3 separate regions of the Mus musculus genome follow, and all the other regions are linked to region 2. The links are chromatin loops, found by intact Hi-C in ENCODE. Cell type or tissue: heart. All regions are shown on one strand.

Region 1 (8,000 bases), 170 kb after region 2:
CATTTGTTTTTGACACTGAGGTGTGTTTCCTGTATGCAGCAAAATGTTGGGTCCTGTTTATTGTATCCAGTCTGTCATTCTATGTCTTTTTATTGGAGAATTAAGCCCACTGATGTTAAAAAATATTAAAGAATAGTGATTGTTGCTTCCTGGTTTTGTTTGTTTTTTTTTTTTTTTTTTTTTTTTTTTTTTTTTTTTTTGCTCACATGGGCAATTTTATTAAAAAACAAAACAAAACAAAACAAAACAAGAACAAAAGACCAAAACATCACACAGAAGTTCACCCCATAGAAGGAAGATCCCTGGGGCTGGACCGCTCTCCTTTGCTGCTAAGTGTCCTGCTGCTGCACGAAGGGGTTGGGGATGGCCTCCATGCCGTCCTGCGGGCAGATGAGCACCACCGAGGTGCCACGACATACGACAAGCCCCAGCTGCCGAGTGTCCTCCGTCAGCTTGTACTGGTCATCAGGGTCTCTCATGTACTCCATGGTCCCATCCAGCACCAGGTTGAGCAGTGGGTCAAAGCCCTTCAGGATACCGCTGGTTTCCCAGCCACCCTGGAACTTCACCCGAATGGTCTTATCGATGTACTTGGAAAGGTCCAAGATGCTTTCTTTCTTCTTTTTCTCTTTGTCCGCCATCTTGTCGCCTCGCGTCCGCTTCCTGGTTTTTTTTTAATGTTATTTTTATGTTTGTGTGGCTAAATTCTTTTGGGTTTGTTGAAAGAAGATTACTTTCTTGCTTTTTCTAGGGCATAATTTCCATCCTTATGTTGGCATTTTCCCTTTATTATCTTTTGAAGGGCAGGATTCATGGAAAGATATTGTGTGAATTTGGTTTTGTCATGGAATACCTTGGTTTCCCCATCTATGGTAATTGAGAGTTTTGCTGGGTATAGTAGCCTGTGCTGGCATTTGTGTTCTCTTAGGGTCTGTCCAGGATCTTCTGGCTTTCATAGTCTCTGGTGAGAAGTCTGGTGTAATTCTGATAGGTCTGCCTTTATATTTTATTTGACCTTTTTCCCTTACTGCTTTTAATATTTATGCATTTGGTATTTTAACTATTAGGTGACAGGAGGAATTTCTTTTCTGGTCCAATCTATTTGGAGTTCTGTAGGCTTCTTGTATGTTTGCGGGCATCTCCTTCTTTAGGTTAGGGAAGTTTTCTTCTGTAATTTTGTTGAAGATATTTACTGGCCCTTTAAGTTGGGAATCTTTACTCTCTTTTATACCTATTATCCTTAGGTTTGGTTTTCTCATTGTGTCCTGGATTTCCTGGATGTTTTGGGTTAGGAGCTTTACCCATTTTGCGTTTTCTTTGACTGTTGTGTCAATGTTTTCTATAGAATCATCTGCACCTGAGATTCTCTCTTCTATCTCTTGTATTCTTTTGGTGATGCTTGCATCTATTATTCCTGATCTTTTTCCTAGGTTTTCAATCTCCAGCGTTGACTCCCTTTGTGATTTCTTTATTGTTCCTATTTCCATTTTTAGATCCTGGATGGTCTTGTTCAATTCCTTTACCTGTTTGGTTGTGTTTTCCCGTGATTCTTTAAAAGGGATTTTTGTGTTTCCTCTTTAAGGACTTCTAGCTGTTTACCTTTGTTCTCCTGTATTTCTTTAAGGGAGTTATTTATGTCCTTCTTAAAGTCCTCTATCATCATCATGAGATGTGATTTTAAATCAGAATCTTTCTTTTCTTGTGTGTTGGTGTATCCAGGGCTCTCTATGGTGGGAGAACTGGGTTCTGATGATGCCAAGTAGCCTTAGTTTCTGTTGCTTATGTTCTTGCCCTTGCCTCTCCTCGTCTGGTTATCTCTGGTGTTAGCTGGTCTTGCTGTCTCTGACTGTGGCTTGTTCCTCCTGTAAGCCTATATGTCAATACTCCTGGGAGACCAGCTCTCTCCAGGAGGAGTTTGGGTATGGAGAGCTATGGCACAGGGTCAGCTTCAGGGTGCAGATGGAAACTGTAATGCTCTTTTCCCTGGCTGTTTCTTGGTCCTGTGTTCTGATGGTTCTGGGTAGGTCCCTCTTGGGCCAAGAATTTGAACAGAAGTGGAGGTCTCACCTGTGCTCACTGGTGTGTTGGCACTCCTAGAAGACCAGCTCTCTCCCGGAGATATTTGGGTATGGAGCACTGTGGCACAGGATCAGCTCTGGGTGCAGATGGAAACTGGGAAGATCCTATCCCAGGCTGCTCCTCGGTTCCTTTGTCCTGGGGTCTCTGGGTGGGTCCCTTGGAGCAGGAGTGGTGGTCTTACCTGCGTTCACAAGCTTGTCAGTACTCCTGAGAGACCCACTCTCTCCTGGTGGTATTTGTGTATGGAGCATTGTGGCCAAGAACACTTAATTTTTATATCTGAATTTCTAAATACTGCCCTCCAATGAGATGAAACCAATTTCTTCAGGACAAAAAAAAAAGTTTTGGGGCTGGAGAGATGGCTCAGCGGTTAAGAGCATTGACTGCTCTTTCAGAGTTCCTGAGTTCAATTCCCAGCAACCACATGGTGGCTCACAACCATCTGTAATGGGATCGGATGCCTTCTTCTGGTGTCTCTGAAGTCACATACAGTGTACTCATCAGATAGATAGATAGGTAGATAGATAGATAGATAGATAGATAGATAGATAGATAGATAGATAAAATCTTTGAAAAAAAAGTTTCAGGATGAACTTAGAATCATTTTGCAACAACACTACAATGTGAACACAGGGAGTTGTGACTTGCTAAGAGTCAACATGAAAGGGTCTACTGTGGCCATTCCAGAACAAAATAGGAGAACAAAATAGCAATGATACAATTAAAACTGAATTGCCATCCAAACTATAACAATAGAACATACTAATATAAAATGGGGAAGAGAAACAAATACTTCTTACAGAGAAATGCAGATTGAGATGGAATTTATAGAAAACTAATATTAGATGCCCATGTCATCTGAGATTTACTTCAAAATAATGGGTTTTAATTCTCCTGGGAGAAAGATCAGCCATTATAACATTAATATCTTCTGAGGCCATTGGCATCAGGTGATGGATTACACACTACAGGTTTGTATTAAAGATGACATGATGGGGCTGAAGAGATGACTTAGGGATTAAAAGTACATACTGCTTTGGTATCCAAGCAAGCTGAGTTCAGATCCCAGAACTCACTTGTCATGCCTGGCTGTAACTTCAGCTTCATGGGATCCCTCACTCATATCTGTCTGCTGCATGTACCTGCACTCCCATATACATACTCATATCCAAATGCATGTGCATATATATAATTTAAAATAAATAAAGCATAGTGAAGGCCTATACCCATAAATATAGGCAGAATAAGGGAACCAAAACTAGTAGGCAAGGCATTCCTATCCATGGGAACTCCGTGGGGAGGGTGGCATGAACCCAGGTACACAAAGCTGGAACTTGGGGTCAGGGAGATGGCATCTGCTGCACAAATGTGGGGATCTGAGTTTAGATCACAAGAGCCCAGGAATATTTAGATGCAATGGTGTGTGTCCATAATCCTACCATTCCTACGGCAAGATAGGAGGTGGGGACAGGAGGAGCCCCAGAACCTGTGAGCCACCTAACATTGCCAGCTGTGAAGAAGAGACCCTGCCACAAACAAGGCAGAAGTTGACACTGGAGGTTGTCTTTTGATACCCACTTGTATGCCATAGCACATGACTATGCACACATGCATAAATACATACATGTACATTATGCAGAAAGAGAGAGGAAAGAGCAGGGTACAAAGAGAGAGACAGAAAGCTGGAACTCTGGAAGCAGGCTGCTGACTGACTGGCTGCTTACTGGTCAACTGCTGCCCCCTCATTGCTCAAGCCAAACAAGGAACCAGATAAAGGAATCCAGTAGGTACAGCCCGCAAAGGTCAGCTTCCTGAGATGCACAGTGGAGCAAGAGTCACATAAAACTGTTCCAGAGGGGCAAACAGCATGTATGACTGCCTACATTATGGCAAGATGGCAAATTTTAATTTCTGTCACATAGGGGAAAATGAACTGATGAAACTCATCATTGTCCTGGTAGGCTGTTATTTCACCTTAGGCAGGAGCATCTTAAAATCATGCAATTTTAAGAAACTGAAACCATATAATCAATCTCTCAGGTTTTGGCATGTGCCGCACATTCAGAGAGAATGGGCTTTGTGTGTCTTATTCATTTATGCAAGAAATTGGCTGGTGCTGTATTAAGGATATTCACAAAAAAAAAAAAAAAAAAAAAAAAAAAAAAAAAAAGATATTCACAACTGCACCTGAGGATGGAGCTCAGGGAGAGGGCTTGACCAGAATGCATGAGATCCTAGGTTCAGTTCCCAGTAGTGCCAAAAGAAAAAAAAAAAGTAAGAAAAAATTTGTCAGCAACTAAGCTAAAACAGTTTTTTATGTTTATTCACAGTGAACCAGAAGATGAAAATATTGTTTTGTTATATCTGTTCTCCTTATCCTTTATCTGATAAGATGTTTCTTTGTCTGCATTGTCCTGTACTCCCTGATAATTCAGAGAGGAGAAAATCTGTAGAGATGTCTAAAGCAACTGAGACTGCACCTGCTGCTTCTACAGAGTAAGAAACTAAACCTGGGAAAACCAGCTGGCCCGCTCGACAGACCGCCACCTGCTGGTGGCTATGTACTATGCGCTGTTCCTTGGATTTGGTGATGTGTTCAAACATGCAGGGGGCTAAAAGTCAGAGACCTTGTGTTCTAGTGTCAGCTCTGTCACCAAATGACAAAATGTCCTTGAGCAAACTGTGTTGCTCTCTTGGCTTCTGTGTCTTCAGAGGAAAAGCAAAAAATCTAAAGCTGTATCTTTACTATCAGACATGTCTAAAAGCTTTTCTAGTATCAATGAGTTCCAATATTTCATTAACTTAATGAAATGATTTCATTTTAAACATGCATCCCTCAATTGTTGTGTGTGTGTGTGTGTGTGTGTGTGTGTGTGTGTGTGTGTGTGTGTGTAAGTTGTGGAATGCTAGTGTATATACAAATTATCAGTTGTTTAACGAGTGACTCAGAATGGCCAGCAGTCCATGCTGTGTGTGTCAGATCACTGAAGGACAGCTCATAAGGGGCAGTTCTTAGCGGTTCCATGAGCTTCCCTCTATGAAGGCTTAGGGAGATTCTAAGTCACCCTTAGAACACATTGTAACTAATCAGTCAGTCTCACTAAAACTACTTTCTTATCACCTTCAACAGCTGGGCTCAGAATGATGACAGAAACCTCCCTGTGTGTTTCCCTTCCTTTATCTAAATTAGTTATAACCAGAGATTACTCTGAGATCTTCAAGACTCACATAGCAAGAAGCTAACAGGCCACAAGAGGATGTACCCCACACCTATTAGATTCCTCTTAGTTCCTCTTCACTGTCTCCCAAACCCCTTCATCACCATCTTCCTGAAAGTAGATGTTCCCATCTGTGCATTGGGAAGGTTATTATACCAACTTAATAACATCGCTTATCTAGGTTATGGTAGCAAAGGAGTCAACACAAGACAAAATGCTTACCTAAGGGGATGCATCAATGGCTTTAGGCTAGGTAATGCATGGGCTCAGATGCTTGTATACTTTAGAAGCAGTGTCACTGAGAACACTGGGAAAACTTCTTCTATAGCCCCTGAAGCATTTAGCTTCCTAAACTACGTGGCATTTATTCTGAGTCCTAAGATATGCATAGGAATGAATTATACAGAAACAGAGGGACACATGGAGATGGGAAGGGACATTCTATGTAGAAGTAGAAGTACACAGTGAAATCTAGAAGCCAAAGAAAGTGCAGTTCCCTTAAGACATACCAGTCCTTCATATGGCTAAAAGGTATAGAGGTGAGAGGTTGCATCCTGGCTGTAAGCCTCAGGGGAGGGGAAAGTGGTCCTTCTCTGCCACACTAAAAAGATGAGCTTCATCCTGAAGGCTCTTGGGATGCACTGGAGAAATAAAGCAGCCTAAATACTAGAAGATATTGTGAAGGCCAAGGCCAACATTGTATGAATAAAGAGTGGCCAGTCTGAACATCTGGTTCCACTAGACAGATCAGCTTAGAATGGGTGAATATCCAAGCACTTCTCCCTGAGATTCTGTTTTCTCTAGATACTCTCCAGTCAGCCATTTACATAGAATTCATCAAAGCTCACACTTCAACAAGTAAAACACTCCAAAATTTCTAAAAGTAACATGATAGTGTTAGAAGAAGAAAAAAATAAGAGGAAGAGAAAGAGAAGAGGAAGGGGAAGGGGAAGAAGAAGACAGTATATGGCTTCTTGTTGAGACTTTAAAATATCTACATAGTTAAAATATACATTCTATATCATATATAGGCACATATACTTAAATAAGGTAGCATTGCCTCCAAGTGTGGGAGTCTGGGAATACAGATAGTATTCAAGATATTTTGCTGTGAGGTAGCGACATGGGGCCATGGTTAGTGAATTGGTGAATCTATCTTAGATTTTGTTTTCTTCCTATCTATAGGTAAGGAGAAATAGAGCATATTCAGATGTTTATGAGAAGAATTAAAAAGAATGAAGAAGACCCAAGTTGTAGGAGAGGGAAGGATTGAGACAAGTTTTAGAGAAAATAAAAATCACTGAACACAGCTATGTAATAAGAGGAAAACAGCTCACACTCATAACACTGGGAGAAGTTAGTGGGAGTAGTCAAAGGTGTTCTTTTGTGATGACTTCTGGTTTTTAAATTAGAGTCAAGGCCATCAGCTAAACATCATCAATGAGACAAACCAATCAGAAGCTACTGGACTTCCAGGAAAAAGCAGAATATGGACAAGGTCCTTGTTAGCATTTCCTCTAGGCTCTGCCCAACAGTTAACTAACAATGGCCAGGTAGGTACTAAGAGCCAGACATATAAGGACTGCTTTCCCTTCCCTTCCCTTCCCTTCCCTTCCCTTCCCTTCCCTTCCCTTCCCTTCCCTTCCCTTCCCTTCCCCCCCCTCTCTCTCCCCCTCCTATTCTCTCTCTTCTTCACCTGTCCCCAGCTGGTCTTTTCCCTCTTTCTCCTCTCTCTGTTCTTCTCTGTGCCCCATTCTCTGCCTCTACCCTCTTCCTTATGTTCCAAACAAACTCCCTTTTATACTAAGCCTATCCTAAAGCTGATTTCTCAGAGGGAATGCTTAGGCATGGGCCCACCCAGGCTCCCTTCTGCCACTACACCATCGCCTTTAATAAAACAGAACAGTCTTCTCTGAGTATAGGAGAGCTAAATAACTCAGAAAACAAGGAAGGACTACCAGACTCACTGAAGACTCCCTAGGATGAGGCACAGAGTTGGTTACAGACAGTTCTCATGAGTGGGAGCTTTTCTCCATCCATGGCCAGTTGTCTGGGTGTCAGGGAAGTCTAGGCAAAAGGTAGATTCTACAATAATTCAGTAGGGAAGTACAGGGCCAAAGCCTGGTGCCAGAGGTTGCAATGACTTTAATATTGCTAGTCATAGTGAGAAGGAAGTAAGGGCATGGGATAGATGGGTTGGTGTGTTATAAAAATACTAGGTGCCCACATCCAAATGCTAGCTAAACGATGAGATCAACATGCTTCACAAAGTGGCTTTGTGTCTTAGGGTTTCTTTGCTGTAAAGAGACAACATGACCAAGGCAACTCTTATAAAGAAAAACATTTAATTAGGGCTGGAGTATAGTTTCCAAGGTTTAGTCCATTATCATCATGGCAGGAAGCATGGCTGAATCCTGGCAGACTTGATGCTGGAGGAGCCAAGAATTCTACACTTTGATTTGAAGGCAGCCAGGAGACTATCTTCTAAACTGGGCAGAACCTATGTGTAGGAGACCACAAAGCTTACCTACATATTGAGACACGTCTTCCAACAAGGCCACACCTCCTCCAACAAGGCCACACCTCCTCCAACAAGGCCACACCTCCTCCAACAAGGCCACACCTCCTCCAACAAGGCCACACCTCCTCCAACAAGGCCACACCTCCTCCATCAAGGCCACACCTCCTAATGGTGCCACTATG
Region 2 (8,000 bases):
GTATTACCAAGTTCACATTAGCCTCACAAATTAGAAAAGTTCACAGGGGCTATGTGACTTACTTAGAGGTCATCAAACTGTAAGCTGTATTCTCTCCTGTTAGAGAGAAGTCTTAATAACTCATTCTTAGGAAGCTTACAGAGGCCCCGCAAATTCCCTAACTAAAGCTTTCTGTGTCTCATGACCAGCAAAGGCTTAATCAACAGCAGCCCAAGGAGGGGGGCTGAGGAGGGCCTCCTTAACCCCTGCAGCAAGCTCTATTGCTGCTCCATGCCTGTGGAGTGTGGAGTGAGTATTACTGTCATCAATGCCAGTGCACATGTCCTTTGTGATCTCACATAAGTCACACATACACACACACACACACCACTACATACGGCAGGCCAACCACAGGCCCAGCTGTACAGCTGCTCGTCGCCTGATACTCCACTTTGAGTGACATCTTTGCTAGAACTGTCCGGCATTCCTCTGCTTTAAATGCAGCCCTATCCCCTCTTCCTTCCTGTATTCCAGCTGAGTTTGGGAACACTCTCAAGCCAGTATCTATTTTCCCACAAGCTCCTCTAGCTGTCTCTTCATCTGTAATAGAATTTCCAGAAATGGAGGGAAACACAGCTGTAGTCTGCTGATCTCTGTGTGACACCAACACTCATTTCTCAGAATCTCTAAGTCAGGACACCACATCACTACAACAATTGACTCCCTGATGGCCCTACTGACCCCTTCAGTGGGGACAATGAAGCTGCACTAGAAACTGTCCCAATATCCCAGCCAAATTCTAGACAAAACACAGCAGTCTACCTCATCAGTTAGTTCAACTATGCCCAGCTAGCCCTGGGCAACTCATGTTCCCAGGGTATCCCAAGTATCTGCCTTACAGGATTAGGAACGTATTCCCCATGTTTCCCTGTGGTTTCTCTCATTCTTCCTAAAGGAGCTTAAATCAAACAGTGCTAATTCCTATTCACAGCTCTGAAAGTCTCAGCTATTAAATAACGTGGGGGTCACTTTGTACAATTCTTAAAATATCATCCTCACATACTCTGCCACAAGGACCAAGTTCATCTTGTTAACTACAACAAACTCAGTGTCTGGCCTCCTCCAGCAACCTCAGAAACAGCCCCCATTGATTTACCATTTCCAAAGGTAACCCAAGTCAGTTTCCCAAATAAATGTATTCTTTCAGGGGTGAGGCACCGATGGATAAAAGCATTCATCCCTTTAAGTGCACTCAGTAAGTACTCACTGTGAGGAAAAGTTCAGATGGAAAAGGCCCAGCACTTCTCCACAGAAAGGAAAAGAGAAAATAAGAGATTGCTTTAAACAGGAAAAGCAAGAAGAGGAAAAGATTAGACCGGGGAAGACACAAGGCTATGAGTAGTTCCCGTGGGACCAGCTATACATAGATCTTCACTCTACAGTAGCTTTCCCAGTATGGAACCAGTGAACCCCAAAGCTGGCCAGTTTCTCTCCCCAGTACTTCTAGACTCACCAAGGTATATATGGACTTCCACAAACATCTTAAAATCCAGATCTCACTGAACCAAACTCCCAAGTCTGAGTTCTCAAACCACTCCTGCACAGCGTGTTCCAGAGGGAAGGGGCTTTTAGACATCAATAACCCCAACTAAGCCACAGTATTCAGTCTGTGTCCCCCCTTTCAGTGGAAGAAAAAGTTTTCTATCCCTCAGTCTCACAGAAGAAAAAAACAAAACTGAAAAATGAAAAATCCTTCTTCCTTTGCTTGCAGCATTTTAAACAAAACTCGGAGCAATTAGTCAATTAGTAAGAGCACCTGCCTTCCTTCTGGGCAAGAACTCGATTGCTCTGGGTGTGTCTCTAGAGTACAAGTCTTTTATGTACTTCAGGAGCGGGCTCTCCAGCAACAGCTCTAGCCCTACATGGGACTCCTAAAGTCTGAGCTGAGGCCCAAGCTGCCTGTACTGCTCACACAGCCCAAAGCCCTCAGAGGGGTAGGAAATGAGACTGGGCACACGGCTGTTTCCTCCTGGACCTTCCATCCCACTCGATGCTGTTAGGAAGTACATGACTAGAAAAGCAACAGAAATCACTACGGAGGGCAAAATATTCTGCCCACCACCTAGGGGACAACCCTGCAACTACTCCAAGTGTGCATGCATATTAAGGAACCCAAAGCAGATGAAAAACTGCAAATGGGACCTGACAGCACACTGTCCCAACCTCCTCCTATGGTGTCTCCTGCTTCAGAAATGACTGCAGAATACTTCATCATCTCTTGAGCACCCTGCCTCTAAAGGGCTGTCTCAAAGGCTTCTTTCTGCTTTGCATACTAAAGAACTCAAAGACCAAAATTTTTACAAGGGGAAAATATAAGTAATGACAAAGATGTCCACCGGCCAAGTACGTAGCTGAATGGCCTTTTAGACACTCGAAACTCTTCACTGTAATGAAAACATATTTTACTTTCTCAACACAAACTTTCTGAGATGTGCATGAGGCACATGGAAAACACGGCTAGTCTTTCTACAGGCAGCTCTTTCCATCCTGGATTTCTCAGGATTCTCAGAACTTTTCACAGTAAAAACATTTATTTACCTTTTAAACGGTCCCAAGCTACTCCTGATATATATCTATCTATATCCATATATGGATATATGTGTGTGTATACAGATATAGATTTAGATATACCCATACAAATATATATATACATGATAAAGTCTTTTGTGTTATCTCCAGTGAAGTGCAAAGCACATTACTTTCCCTTCATCTTCCCGCCTCTCCCTTCTGAATAAATAGTTACTGGCAAAGCTCTGAGAAAATATATTCCAAAACAAGTTGTTAGTATAATCCTCTGTGAAAGCAGTAAAAGGAACATTGCAAAGTTATCATTATTAAATGTCATGCTTTAGACAAGTATAAAGGTTAGGAATTAACAATGTGTTCATTTAGACTCTCTCTCTCTCTCTCTCTCTCTCTCTCACACACACACATACACACACACACACACACAAACTTCCCTGCCACCTATAAAGCAAATACACCTTCATCCTCAGGGTATGTGTGGGTGGTGGCCACATGAGTGACCTATCTTCTGGTTTTTAATTTATCACAAATATATATGATTATTAATTCAAAGTTGTAAAGCCTGAAACTCCAAACACTAAGGAACCGTCCCTAGACAGGCATCTCTGACAGGATTTAGAGCAACTTTAACATGTCCAAATGCTAGTGAGGTAGCATGCCTAGAGAAAGTGTACCTGTTAGCAGGGAGGCTCAAATTCAGAAAGTCAAGCCAAACAGGGCTCCTTCTGTTCCCCTGTTGGCGCCTCCAGTATCACCCCCCATTCTGACTAAGTAACCTCACTTAGCAGTCCTGGACAAAAATCTGAGAAGGGATTGGGATGGCTGGTGTGTGCACTTCATCCTCTCAACAGGAACTCTCTACATTTCAAAGAGAGCTGGGGACGCTTCACTTCCAGCACACATGTCAAAACTTGGCTCTTATACACCAGATTACCTCCCAGTCATCCAGAAATGTTTCAGGAGGCAATCACTGAGTCCCCCAAAAATGTGGGGACTTCTGCGCTGACATCACCCAAACCCCCTGGCTTGACCGGACTCCAAGAGGCACAGCAGAGTCCAACATAGAAAAGTTACTTGCAGACAGGAAACAGTGTCACTACCACCTTTCAAAGCAGCACGACCCCGCCTTTGTCTGCCGGGTAGGAGCCGGCTTCGGGACGCTGACCCTGTCCTGCTGCCGGGACAGGCAAGGCGGGCATCTGGCCCGGGGCGCGCAGCCACTGCAGCCTGGGTCTTAAGGTCTGGGTCTGCAGGGCCGAGGATGCAACAATGAACCAACCAAGCAGCAGCCTGGATTCCCCCCTCTCCAGGGGGCCCCTCCGCCCCGGCGCCCCTCGATCCGGGCCGCCGCCCGGGCCCTGCACCCTAGACCTCCCCAAGCAGCGCAGGGCCACCAGGCTCCCCGCTGCTCGCCTACGCCCGAGGGACCGCATACCCCAGCCCGCCCTGCAGGCCAACGACAGGGTCCCCCAGGCCGGGGTCAGACACCCGTCGCTTTCTCCCGGCGGGCGGCCGCCTTGCAAGCCCCTCGTCTTTGTGTGAGAAGTAAGTGTGGGGCCAGCCTACCTCGCACAAAGGCGCGCTGCTCCCTGGCGCGCTCCGCTGCTGGCGTTGGTACCCGGCACCTTAGCCACCGAGGTGGCGAGAGGGCGGTTCCGACGGCGGTTGCAACGCCGGAGTAAGAAGCCCGTCCGGCTCGGGGCGGCTCTCGCACCCGGCGGCCTCGCGCGTCAGAATTAAGTGGCGGGGCGGGCCGGGGACGGGGCGGGGCCGCTGAGTCATCACTAAGTCACGCCCAACTCCTAGGCCACGCCCCCGAACGGCCGACCACGCCCCCCGAGCTTTCAGCCTTGCTTTGCCCTAGTGGACTCAGATGAGAGCTCTGGATCCTTGGTCATGTGGCAGGGGCCTCTGTTGTGCGGGTTTACTTTCCTTTGCTTGGGTGCCCAGGAAAGGACCAGGAAGGTGGAAGGAAAAGTTGTCACCTGTCTAATGGAAGGTGTCAGCTGCAAGTTCACGGGGCCCACAATTTAAAATTCATTATGCATCTGCTTTTGAGTTTATTTCTCATCTTTCTGTCTCTCCTTTGTATATGTGTTTCTCTCTGTCTGTCCCTCTCATGCTCTGTCTCTCTGTTTGTCCTTCTCTTGCTCTCTCTGTTTCTCTTTCTGTTTGTCCTTTCTGTCTCTCTGTGTCTTATGTCTTTATGTATCTGTAGCTCTCTTACTGTGTGTCTATGTCTCTATGTTACTGTGTATCTCTTATTGTATCTCTGTGTTCTCTCTCCTTTTTGTTCTCCCCCACCCCTTTCTCTTCGGTCTGTTGAAACCCTGCCAAATATTTTTTTTGGAAGAAAATCAAAAAAGGAGTTTGTTATAATTACATAAAGTCACAGTCAACTGAAGGCTCAGAACCCACTGACCTGGGCTTTCCTCTCCACCCTCACCAAAGGGCAGATGGAGAATTTAGATCAAGGAAGGACTGATCTGATCTTTAAAAAAAAAAAATCTAATTTCATTCTCTAGCTCTCCTGAATTGTTTCCCTGCCCTACCCAAAATTCCAAGGGTGCCATTTACATGAATCACGAGTTCAGCCATTTACATGAATCACGAGTTCAAAAGCAGGCCCTGTCTCAGGGTGAGAACAAGGCCAGCAGGTTGATGGATTCCATACCAAAGCCTTTTCATTTTCTTGGCAACAGATGACTAAGGATTTATTTATTAGGAAACTTTTCTGACTCAAAGAGCTTAGGTCATATTTGCACAGGGGGAAAAATGCTGTCAGTGGATTTCAATGAGCAAATTACCTATTCCAAATGTTTCAGTCTTACAGAGTCCTCTTAGCCAGCTCCTGGGCATCCTCCCAATCCAGGAGCAATAGACACACTCACCCCAGGATTCACATTACTTCACATTAGTCTAAAATACAGCACGTAATAGTGATAACTTTGCAATATTCCTTTGCCGCTTTCTCATAGAGGTAAGCCAACAATAATTTCCTCAGAGCCTTCCCAGTCCCAGGGGCTCTCTGCTGTGCTTCACTCGCAGTCTTCTGCCATTCACCCCCATGCATGGAGTTTCCTCTCCCCCTGATGGCTCCCTAGTCTCCAAGCAGAGGGATCCTGCCTAGACTCCTACCCCTACCCACACTGACATCAACTCCTAAGTTCTGAATAGGATGAGCAGCTATCCCCTCCCCATCTCCGGTAGTGCCCACCACACTTGCCTCTGGGCTCTGTGACCACAGTATGGTAATGGTGTTCTAACTGGTCCTAGCCACCATTGTGTCAGGGTCCCAGCTGCTTTCTGGGTGAACTTTTAAATCAAAACTGATCCACCACTGCTGTTGCTGCAGCAGGTGCTGCTGCTGCTGCTGCTACAATATCTATTGTTTTAGCTATTTTTCCTGCCATTTTGACAAAACACCTGATAGAAACAGGGGAAGGAGGGTTTACTTGGGCTCACAGTTTCACAAGCTTGTGTCCTTCCCGGTGGCTGGTGTATCCAATGGTGACTTTACAAATGAGTGTCCAGAAGCAGACAAGAATAAGAGTAGAATAAGCTGCCAGTTATCATTTTCAAAAGCCCACTGCTAGCAATCTACACCCTGAAAATACCGTAGCCCCCCAAGCACCACCACTGGCTTAGAACACACACTGAAAGCATGAACCTCTTAGGAGCATTATAGATCCAATGTCTAATGTGTAACAGGTTCCCAATTCCTGCTACAAGGTGAAGTTCAAGCTGCTTAGTGCAGTCCTCCAAAGGAAAGTACCCTTCCCTGAAACCACCTTGACCATGGTCCCATGCTCTTCCTACACCCCTAAGCACCTGGGGCTCTGCTCAGCCACTGTGCTGCTGCTCTGTGACCACTGACAGTGGGATTCTGCCTCTGCCTGGAATACTTCTAACCACTCCCAGCATCCAAAAGTCTCGCTGAGTCTAAGGCTCCTCTGAAAAGCCTTCCCTGACCTGCTCTAACTGAATGGGTTCATTCTTCCCATCTGACCTGAGCACAGCATTGTAATTATCACATCACTGTTAATATGCACTCCCTGAGAGCATTTTGCGCCTGACATATAAGCTTATCTATACATCCTTGGGCTTAATTTAGCATGTGCCATATAAGAAGTGCTAGGGCCTAGATTGTATTCTCTCCTTGATATACAAATTGAAATCCTGACTACCCCTATCCCAATGGAGCAGTTTGCCAATAGTCCCTAGATAGAAGTAATTTCAGTAAATGGGATCATAAGTTTATTATTAGTGACTCTCCCTGTTGCTGAAGCAGGATACCTGGAAGGAGCAATTTCAGGAAGAATGTATTCATTTTTGACACATAGTTCAAGGGGACATAAATACCTCTATAGGAAAGGCATGTAACAGGGGTGTGAGGTGGCTGTTCACACTGTGCCAACCATCCAGAAGCAGAGAGAGATGAACGCTGGTACTCAGCTCTTCCTCCCTTTAATGTGGTCCTAGACCACAGCCTACGGAACAGCATCAGCCACATTTCAGGTGGGGCTTCTCGCTCAATTAACCTAACCTTTATAACATCCTCACAGATATACCTCAAGGCTTGTCTCTGGTGACTCTAGACCCTGTAAACCTTACAGCCACTATTAACCATCAAGACAATCTTATAGGAAGGAAAGTGACAAGCTCCCTTCTCCTCCCAATCTCTCTCTCTCTCTCTCTCTCTCTCTCTCTCTCTCTCTCTCTCTCTCGTTCTCTCTCTCTCTGACACACACACACACACACACACACACACACACACACACACACACATAAACGGATACCCGGACAAATGGACACACAGACACAAGGACACAAAGAGAAGACAGCCATTCAGAAACCAGAGGCCTTACCAGAAAACGATCTTTCTGGCTTCGTGACTCTTACATTCCAACCCCCACAACTGCATCAAAATAAAGTAAAGGGCCTTATATTCATATACCTCTCAGTCTGTGGTATTCTTGTGTGGCTGCCTGATCAAATGACCTAAGAAGCATTCTTTGGACTCTCACTTTGGTAAGACGCTATCCTACCAGTGCACCTGACTTGTCCCTCCAAAACAAACTGGACCAGCGTCCATGATGCCAAGCCATTGGGTAGACTGCCTGAACATGATAAGTGAACCTTCCCTGCCCTCTCAGAGAAATGGAAACATATGGTTTGTTTGGCCATCTGAGATAAAAAATGCCTTCAAAGCCTGCCCTGTGGTATTGGGTACCACATCTTCTTTAACCCCAAAACAAATAAGAATGAGAGAAAATATTTACTTTGATTTCTTTTTTAAATTCAATTGACAGTAGACAACAGCCTTGTATGAAATCCACTTTAGGAAGCCAAATGCCTCACAACCCTGGGGGAACCACAGGGTTCTGATCCAGGTAAGCTCAAGTAAACTAATTTAATTTGGTTATCCCTAGAGC
Region 3 (8,000 bases), 53 kb before region 2:
AATTAACATGAAAATAAAGCTACTAAATGTCTAAAGACCAAGTCAATTAAAATATAAAAGCAGCTATAACTGCATCATAATTAAATATTTGAGGCAACACTGTATAATATGAAGGCTCAGAGCTACCAAATGAGGAAAACATAACAGAGAACCCACACATTCCCAAAACACTGTGGACATTTTAACTGAGAACTCCTGCAGCCTTAATCAGAGAGAGAAATACAAACCTTGCACATAGTGAGTAAGGGAGCCCATCACAGCCAGCCTGACTTCAGCTCCACTGCTCCCTGGCTAAAGGGGCTGTGCTGTCTGCTTGAAATCTCAAATGCACAAGGCACCGCTCTACAGCCTAACCTGTCTAAAAGAGCCCAGAGCAGATTCACTCTGGTTAATCAGTAGACAAAGTATGCTGCCTGCTTCCATAAAAGGACCTGCTTCTCTATCCTAAGCCATGACATCTTTTCAGAGCAGGAGGGACTCCAAAGGTCAAAGTTTCAGGGAGGAGGCAGGCAGGGAAAGAATGGGGTAGCTGTCAGCAACAGGGGAGAGGAGCCGTAGGCCAGGATGCTGGGGCACAAGTGGGTGATTTCTCTTTTAGAGTTTCTAGGACCTCTCCCCCACAGTAACAGTCGGTGAGAAGCACCCAAGTGGGGGTCTCCTACCAGACAAGACCCTGGGCAGGACCCAGGGTGAACCTGCATGAGTTCTGATCTAAGCACAGGGCCAGCACTGTCTTCATTTTCTCTGTCTTGGAGTCAGAGGGTGGGCACAAGAGCCCCGCAGCCCAAGTCCCATGCGCAGGCTCAGAGTCTTCTGCAGGCCAAGCAGAAGGTGTGTGCAATACAGCTCCTCCAGACTACAGCAAAGGGGTCTGGAAAGGGAAGTAGTGTCTCCCTGTGTCCTGGATGGCTTTACCACAGAGCGGCTGGGACAGGAGCTGGGAGCTACATAGGGGCACTTCTCCTTGGCTTTTCACTCTGCACCCACAACAAAAGCAAAGAAGTAGCCATCTCTGTGACGTTCTTACCTGATGCTCTTTCCTGTCAGCCATCCTGTCCGTGGTTACTGAAGCCTGACAACAGAATTCTGATCATGTGGGGACGTGTCCTCACAAAGCCCACGCTCTGACTGAACTGGCATAAATACTATGTACCGCACCTTCCCTCTCCTTGGCCCTTCCTCCACCTGCAGGCCCTCGCCATTGCTGCTGCTCCTAGCAGGCATGATGCTCCTTTCTAATCCACCTTACACCAAGCCGAATCAGATACAGATACGTGGCCAAGTCTTTCAGGAAGATTTTCCTAACATCCTGACTGTAATTAAACTCTGGCCTCCGACAACTACGGAATCACCTCCTCTCTTTAGTCTGCACTGAAATCTACACGAAACATTCCATCCCTTTATTGCAAAGACTGGTTTCCTCCTCTTCTTCAGCCACCTAGGATTCTATGGAGGTTCTATGGAGAGTATTTAAAAGAAGTAACCAAGTCAGGGGTTAGCGGTTAGCTGCCAGAAGAGGGCGCTCCTGAGCCACATGACTTCCTTGGCCTTTGGAAATACGCTCAGGGAGGCAAGGTGGGGTTCTTCACTGAGCATTAAGCAACCAAGAAGGCTGAGAATAAAGATGTGATAGAAAAGTCTAGGAGTAAGGGGGGGAGTCTAGAAGTAAGTATCCTTACATGAGGGATTTCTTCTTGACATTAACACAAGATATTCTCATCATATTGATGTTACTGACCAAGTAACTGGACCATAAAGTAAGTTTTTTTTTTTTTTTTTTATGGAGTTGTTTGCATTTATTTACTTTCTTCCTTTAAACATGGAATATGCTCAATTGTGTACAGACTTCTTCATGCCCTCACAAAAGGAATCTACAATGTGGATTCTCTCTTCTCTTATCGGCTGTACAATTTCATCTTAAATAAACGTAACAATTTATGTATGATTTTTCATGAAAAGAAATATAATTACATATTTAAAAAACAATACCCCAACTCAGTGTATTGCTTTATTGATAATACAGCTACTTTAGACTTAATAGTCAGTTCTTCACATCCTAATACATTTATAAAAGTAACTATGGTTCAGTCCCTGACTACAGAATGTGAAGTGACCAAGCCCTGACCGCTTCAAAGAGCCCTTTAATCATCTTTGACTCTTCCTTTGAAACATGAAAATGAAAGGATATTAAGTATATTTTATCCAATGTGAAAGTAATAGGTCTCTAGGAAATTATTTTGCTGTCTTACAGAGTCTTATTGAGATCAAAAACAGCATCATGGCTGCCATGGAACAAGTATCAGATTTATACATTTTAAATCTGTTTGTTTGTTTGTTTGTGTTTTGAGAGTCTTGCAATCTAGCCATGTCTGGCTTAGAACTTTCTATGTAGATCTGGCTGGCTTTAAGCTTACAATGACCCTTCTTCCTCTACCTCTTTAAAGTGATCAAATAGACAACTTTATTTTATTTTTTAACATAGTCAGTATTCTAGAAATTTCCACATATTTTAGAGGAAAGCTATCTAGACTAGCACAATGATTTAGACCAGATAAAAATATAAAGTATACAACTGACTATTACCAACTCTCAGTGGCAGGAAGTACAACCAAGAATAGAATCTCAACAATGAAACAATAAAAAAGCTTAAACTTCTAAAGTTACATTTAGTTGATGAAAAATAAGTTATCTGTAATTGATTAGAAATTGGCACAATTCTGTTACATAAGACTGCAATAATTTATCACTGTGTTTAGTATGTCTTTCTCTCTGGAAATATTGGCAGTCACACTCTTAAGCCCCCTCTAGGTTTTATTTTTATGGCACATTAGTGGTGGGCTCGTGTGTAACCTGAGACGTGGATTGATTTCCCTTTACATGAAAACATCTGCTTAGGTGAAGCTCCTTAATTCGCCCTCAGTCAATTATAAATTATTAAGTTAATCTTATTTGAAATGAGAATATGAAATACCTCAGCAGCCAATATTTATTGACTAATGTGAAACCTTTATATATTTCTTTGCTGTCTTGGAGAAAAGAAAACAGATAAATTATTTCTGATCTATCAGGGAACAAATGCAATCCAAATCACCTTAAACTTTAGACCAGTATTTGAATTTTAAGTAAGTGATGATTTGCATATGAAATAATGGTTTAACGATCTTTCATAAAGTAAGTTTTTTATGTATGTTGCTGCTGCTGCTGTTTGGTTTTTATCAAGTATCAGTCAAGGGAAGAAAAATCAGTGCTGGCTTAATTAAAGAAAGACAACTGAGTGGTTAGACAAGCCGTAACTTCCATGACTTCAGTTCCCCAGCTGTCTTTGAAAATGAATGAAATAATGTGGCAGCAATGTGCTATTACCCAGGATATGAGTGAGTACTTGAGTAGGCGGTGTTGCTAGCCAAGCTATAGCCGACACCATTACATATTTTATCTAGAGATATCTATCTTCTTTGGGTCATATTTTCTTCTAATCATGAATTCAAATGAATAATACAGTTTCCTCATTAGTAACAGTAAGTAAGTACATGTGGATGCATAGTGTGTTGTATATGAGTGTGTGTGTGTGTGTGTGTGTGTCTGTGTGTGTGTGTGTGTGTGTGTGTGTGTGTGTGTGTGTGTGTGTGTGAGATTTAGGTGTGGAGGGCAGAGGATAAATCCAACAGTCATTCCTCAGGGGCTTTTACCTTGTTTTTTGATACAGGGCCTCTCGTGAGCTCACAGAACTCCACACTGCCACCACCACCACCATCACCACCATCACCACCACCACCACCACCACCACCACCACCACCACCACCACCACCGCCGCGCCGCCAGTGCCGCCGCCCCATCTCTGCCTCCCCAGTGCTGTAGTTGCCTGTGCACTCCAACGTGCCCAACGCTTTCTATGGACGCTGGGATCATACTCGGTCCTCACGCTTAACAATAAGCATCTTTAACTATTAAGTGCTCTCCCCAGCCCAGCATCCCACAGTTCTACCAGCAAAGCTACAAACACAGACCCTTATGGCAGAGTTAAAAAGGCCTGCCTACCACATTACCGAGGTAATACACTGCATTCTAATGGCCACAGACAGTGCTTTTCTGAGTTAGATAATGATTCCCAATGTAAACCTTCCCCACCAAGCCAAGAGAACACACACTTATTGTGGCTGAGCTGCACCATCAGGCTATTATTCTTGGTCCATCTTTGCACATCTGTACATAAAACAAACAAAATGCAAAAAAACTAACCTTTCGTGGTTGAAAATCAGAATTTAGAGATTATGCCAATTTTCATTTGCCCCAATTTTTTTTTTAAATCCAATTCTATCTGGAAGCATCAGGACGTGGCAATGTATATACCAGATGCATGCGTACACATACAGCAGAATTCAGTCAGTCCCAAATAACTGAACTTTTGAACTGCAACAACTACTCCCAGAATGCTAAAAGTATTTCAAGACATTCTTTCCGAGAACCTATTCCCCAAACTGGCTCCAGAAGACTGGCAAACGCTAGGAGCTGAGATCCCCAAAACACTTAAGACAGTAGCTGGCAAACTTAGGCGTGGATCAGCCTGAAAACTGGAAGGGGCTTCTTGGATCCATAGCAATCTCCTCCCTCTGCCCCTGGATTCCCAGACAGACAGGAAAATGAGTTAGTGCAAGTCTCTCTCTCCAGCGGAACTGGCCTCATCTGCCAGTGTTTAGGACAGCCTGGCCTTGAGGTGAACCTACAAACTCACTCTACCACAAGGAGCCATCGTCTGATACCCAAAAGCATTTGACAAATACTTGAAGGACCCTTTGTGGACACAAATCTGCTAGGAGAAAGGCTGGGAAAAGGCGCTCCTCTGGGATTATCTGCATAAACACAGCAGTGTTACTTTTTCATATTCTGCCAAGCTCTATGACGGTTAGAGGGGACCCTAGGATTCCCAAGTGGCCCATTTAAAATAGTGATATAATCTCAACTGATCTGCTCCCAATATGTTGCTGTCCAAACACCACATAATGACGTTCTTGGGAAAATGTCCAAACTCACTTTCTCATCAGTTTTTTTTTCAGCTCCCCTCCCCCACCAATGTATTTTTAAACAAGGAGCATACTTTATATTTAGAAGATGGCGAAAGATGAAGGCACAATGAAGGGGAATCAAAAATACCCAATAGTCAGAGCACATACCAATAGCCATGATAAACTGGACCAGTGTCAGGGCCAATCAGGTGCCAGTAGTACAAAAGAACCATCTGGGTGTCTAATTTAAGTAAATAGCAGTCAAACAACCCCTTGTTCGATATCATGTTACCTTAGGCATGGATGGTGAAGGGAAGACATAAGGTGGGAGGAGGGCAATTCTACAGTATGGTGTTCCATGTGCTAATAATACCAGTTTGGTTACACAGATCATCACATGGCACTTTCTTGTGGATACCTTCTCTGTAGGCATAATAAACACACCTCAGTGAACACAGTTTATATAACACTGCTGTTGAGACTATCAACTAAGAATCACTTTGTTGTTACAATGCTATTAGAATTTGGCCTCACATCTCATTAGAAATGTAGGCATAGTAATCCTACATCTAAACTTAACAGAATAAAATGGATGCATGTTAATACTATACTGCATCTTGGAACATTTTTATTCTGTCTGCTTTATATACTTTCCATAAGGTTCCACTGGCTATTATATAAAGCATGCATTACATGTCCATCCATGTATGCACACAATGAGAAGGAGCTGGCCTGAGGACCAGTGACCCTAGATAGGCCCTTGCTTAGGTCATTCAACAGTTATGTGGTTTTGTTTAATTAAATGGCTTACTCTGCATCTCAACTTTCTTAACTGGAAATCAGAGCCAACAATCCAATAGCTGTGGCATGTTCTAAGCATGAGAAGTCCTGTGGGACCCACCTGAGGCCAGCAGTGCCCATCCGTGCCCCAACATACCAGCTCAACATCTACCTCTCCGTTAATGAAGGTGCCAGGAAAATGGATGATGACTGCATCCTACAAGTCTGACAGGATGAGTTAATATGGATGAACCAAGTCAATGGCTCTGTTCATTTTTTTTTCCAGTCTTGACACAGAAGGGTGAAAGAGAAGGGACAGAAAGTGAAAAAGTAGAGAAAGAAAATCCCCGAGAGGCCAGGCCCTGAGTGGATCCCATCCTGCCAAGGCCTAGAAACCCTCAAGAACTTCCCCAATCTCCTTGATTCAGTCCGATCTCTTCAACTGAGTGGCCTCCTCTCTCATTGGGCTTTTTGGTAATCTGCTCTGCATAAATATATGTCCTGAACATAGGCCAGTGACATAAATGTCAGAGGTCTTATAGAAAAGCAGGTACACCCAGTCCACATTTGCAATGCATTTACTCCCCCACATATCTCGTGGAACATGAATTAACCACCAGTTGATGGAACTCCAAAAGGATGGAAACAGAAATGAGGGGAGCTCCTCACAGACGCATTGCTTGTATAATGCTCCATGAAACCCTATGCAAAGGCGCAGGCAGATAAGCAATGAGCTGACAGCCACTATGATAGTTTACAAGTCTACATTCCATGTTGCTGACATCAGACAGAACGTTCACTAGGCCTGTGTGTGTAAGATCGAGTTTTGGTGTTACTGTGAATTTATACTGCCAATTAACCACAAGCTGTTCATGTCTGTACCGTGGCTACAGGAAGGAGAATGGTGTGTCCGGGTAGCACCCTAGATTGCACTGTGGCTTCATCAGAAGAGTGTGATGCTGCCAATCAGCAAGCAAAAGTTTGGGCTGCTTTCCAAGAATGCTAGTGGGTAATACAACTAACTGTATTCCCTCTACCTTCTAGCCATTCAACAGCCAGCACTGCCAAAAACACACCGTGTCTAAAGTTGGCCAATTATGAGGAAAGCCAGAGTAAAGGACAATTATTGAATAAGCCCATTTAGAAAGGAAGGTGAATATTCAGACAACTTTAGAAACAAATCTGAAGACAAGGCAAATAAAAAGACACCAGTGCCAGGCTGGGATATGGCTCAGAGGCAGGGAGCTTGCCTACAGAAGCCAGGGCAGGATCACAGAATAAATACACATACATACACACACACATACATACATGCATACATAAAAACTCTCCACATGGCAGGCTATGAGAGACAATGTTTAGGTGTCTCAGATCCTTTAAGGGCAGAGTTTAGAATGCCATGATAAGCTATATTATTAATATTATTTAATTCTTTAAGGTGTGTATAATAGTGGGAGAAAGCTTCTTTGGCCCTGGCAATCAGAAGCACATCTATGCAAGGCCACCAGACAGCTAGCCCACTCGAAGACGTGGAAACAGCGCAGTGTGATGAAGATAGAAGCCAGAGCCCAATACCTGCTTAGTATCATCCGAGGTCCTAACAACAGATTGGGTTATCAAACCCAGGAATCAATTAGGGATTAGGCCAGCAAATGACTGAGTCTGAGGACTCTTGAGAAAATATCACAAAGGGAAAAGCCTTAGCAAACATCCTGCACTGGCTGGTTTTGTGTGTCAACTTGACACAAACTAGAGTCATCAGAGAGGAAGAAGCCTCAGTCGAGGACATGCCTCCATGAGATCCAGCTGTAAGGCATTTTCTCAATTAGTGGAAAATGGGGGAGGGGTCAGCCCATTGTGGGTGGTGCCATCCCTGAGCCAGTGGTCCTGTGCTCTATAAGAAAGCAGGCTATGGGAAGCAAGCCAATAATCAGCTCCCCGCTTCTGCATCAGTTCTAGCCTCCAGGTTCCTACCCTGTTCTGAGTTCCTGTCCAGACTCCCTTCACCAGTAAATGCCAGTATGGAAATGTAACCCCAATAAACCCTTTTCTCCCCAACTAGCTTGTTGGTCATGGTGTTTCATCACAGCAACAGAAACCCTAAGACACACCCTCCTCCTCAATCGTCCTCTGAGGGCAGGTTGTGACTCTTTGCTAATCAGAGGCTCTTTCAGATAAAAGGTCCTGTACTCATGGCCCTCAAGGTCCATGCATGAG

Evidence for each region. Hi-C counts contacts between places; a loop is a spot of excess contacts. Peaks named below come from ENCODE experiments on the same cell type or tissue, not always from the same donor. Only the 100,000 strongest peaks of a DNase experiment are listed, where the experiment ranks them.
Region 1: it touches region 2 in a loop (2.2-fold over the local background); 2 of 42 quality-filtered maps call a loop at or near these places.
Region 3: it touches region 2 in a loop (3-fold over the local background); 9 of 42 quality-filtered maps call a loop at or near these places.

The regions. Positions count from the first base shown.
Region 1 is chr2:3,543,398-3,551,397 of GRCm38, reverse strand. It overlaps the pseudogene Gm13182. Among named protein-coding and RNA genes, the nearest start is that of Cdnf, 34 kb to the right of the region's middle. In heart, a CTCF peak has its summit at 4,635 (motif pointing left); no DNase peak of the experiment used is centred here; H3K27me3 peaks cover 479 bases.
Region 2 is chr2:3,709,768-3,717,767 of GRCm38, reverse strand. Fam107b (family with sequence similarity 107, member B) reads right to left here and starts at 4,310. Exons shown (of 4, transcript NM_025626.4): 1 at 4,132-4,310. In heart, a CTCF peak has its summit at 4,445; DNase peaks (open chromatin) are centred at 3,717 and 4,337; H3K4me3 peaks cover 3,602 bases; H3K27ac peaks cover 1,465 bases.
Region 3 is chr2:3,762,989-3,770,988 of GRCm38, reverse strand. All of the region lies in intron 1 of Fam107b (family with sequence similarity 107, member B), which reads right to left. Among named protein-coding and RNA genes, the nearest start is that of Gm36031, 41 kb to the left of the region's middle. In heart, a CTCF peak has its summit at 1,516 (motif pointing right); no DNase peak of the experiment used is centred here; H3K27me3 peaks cover 242 bases.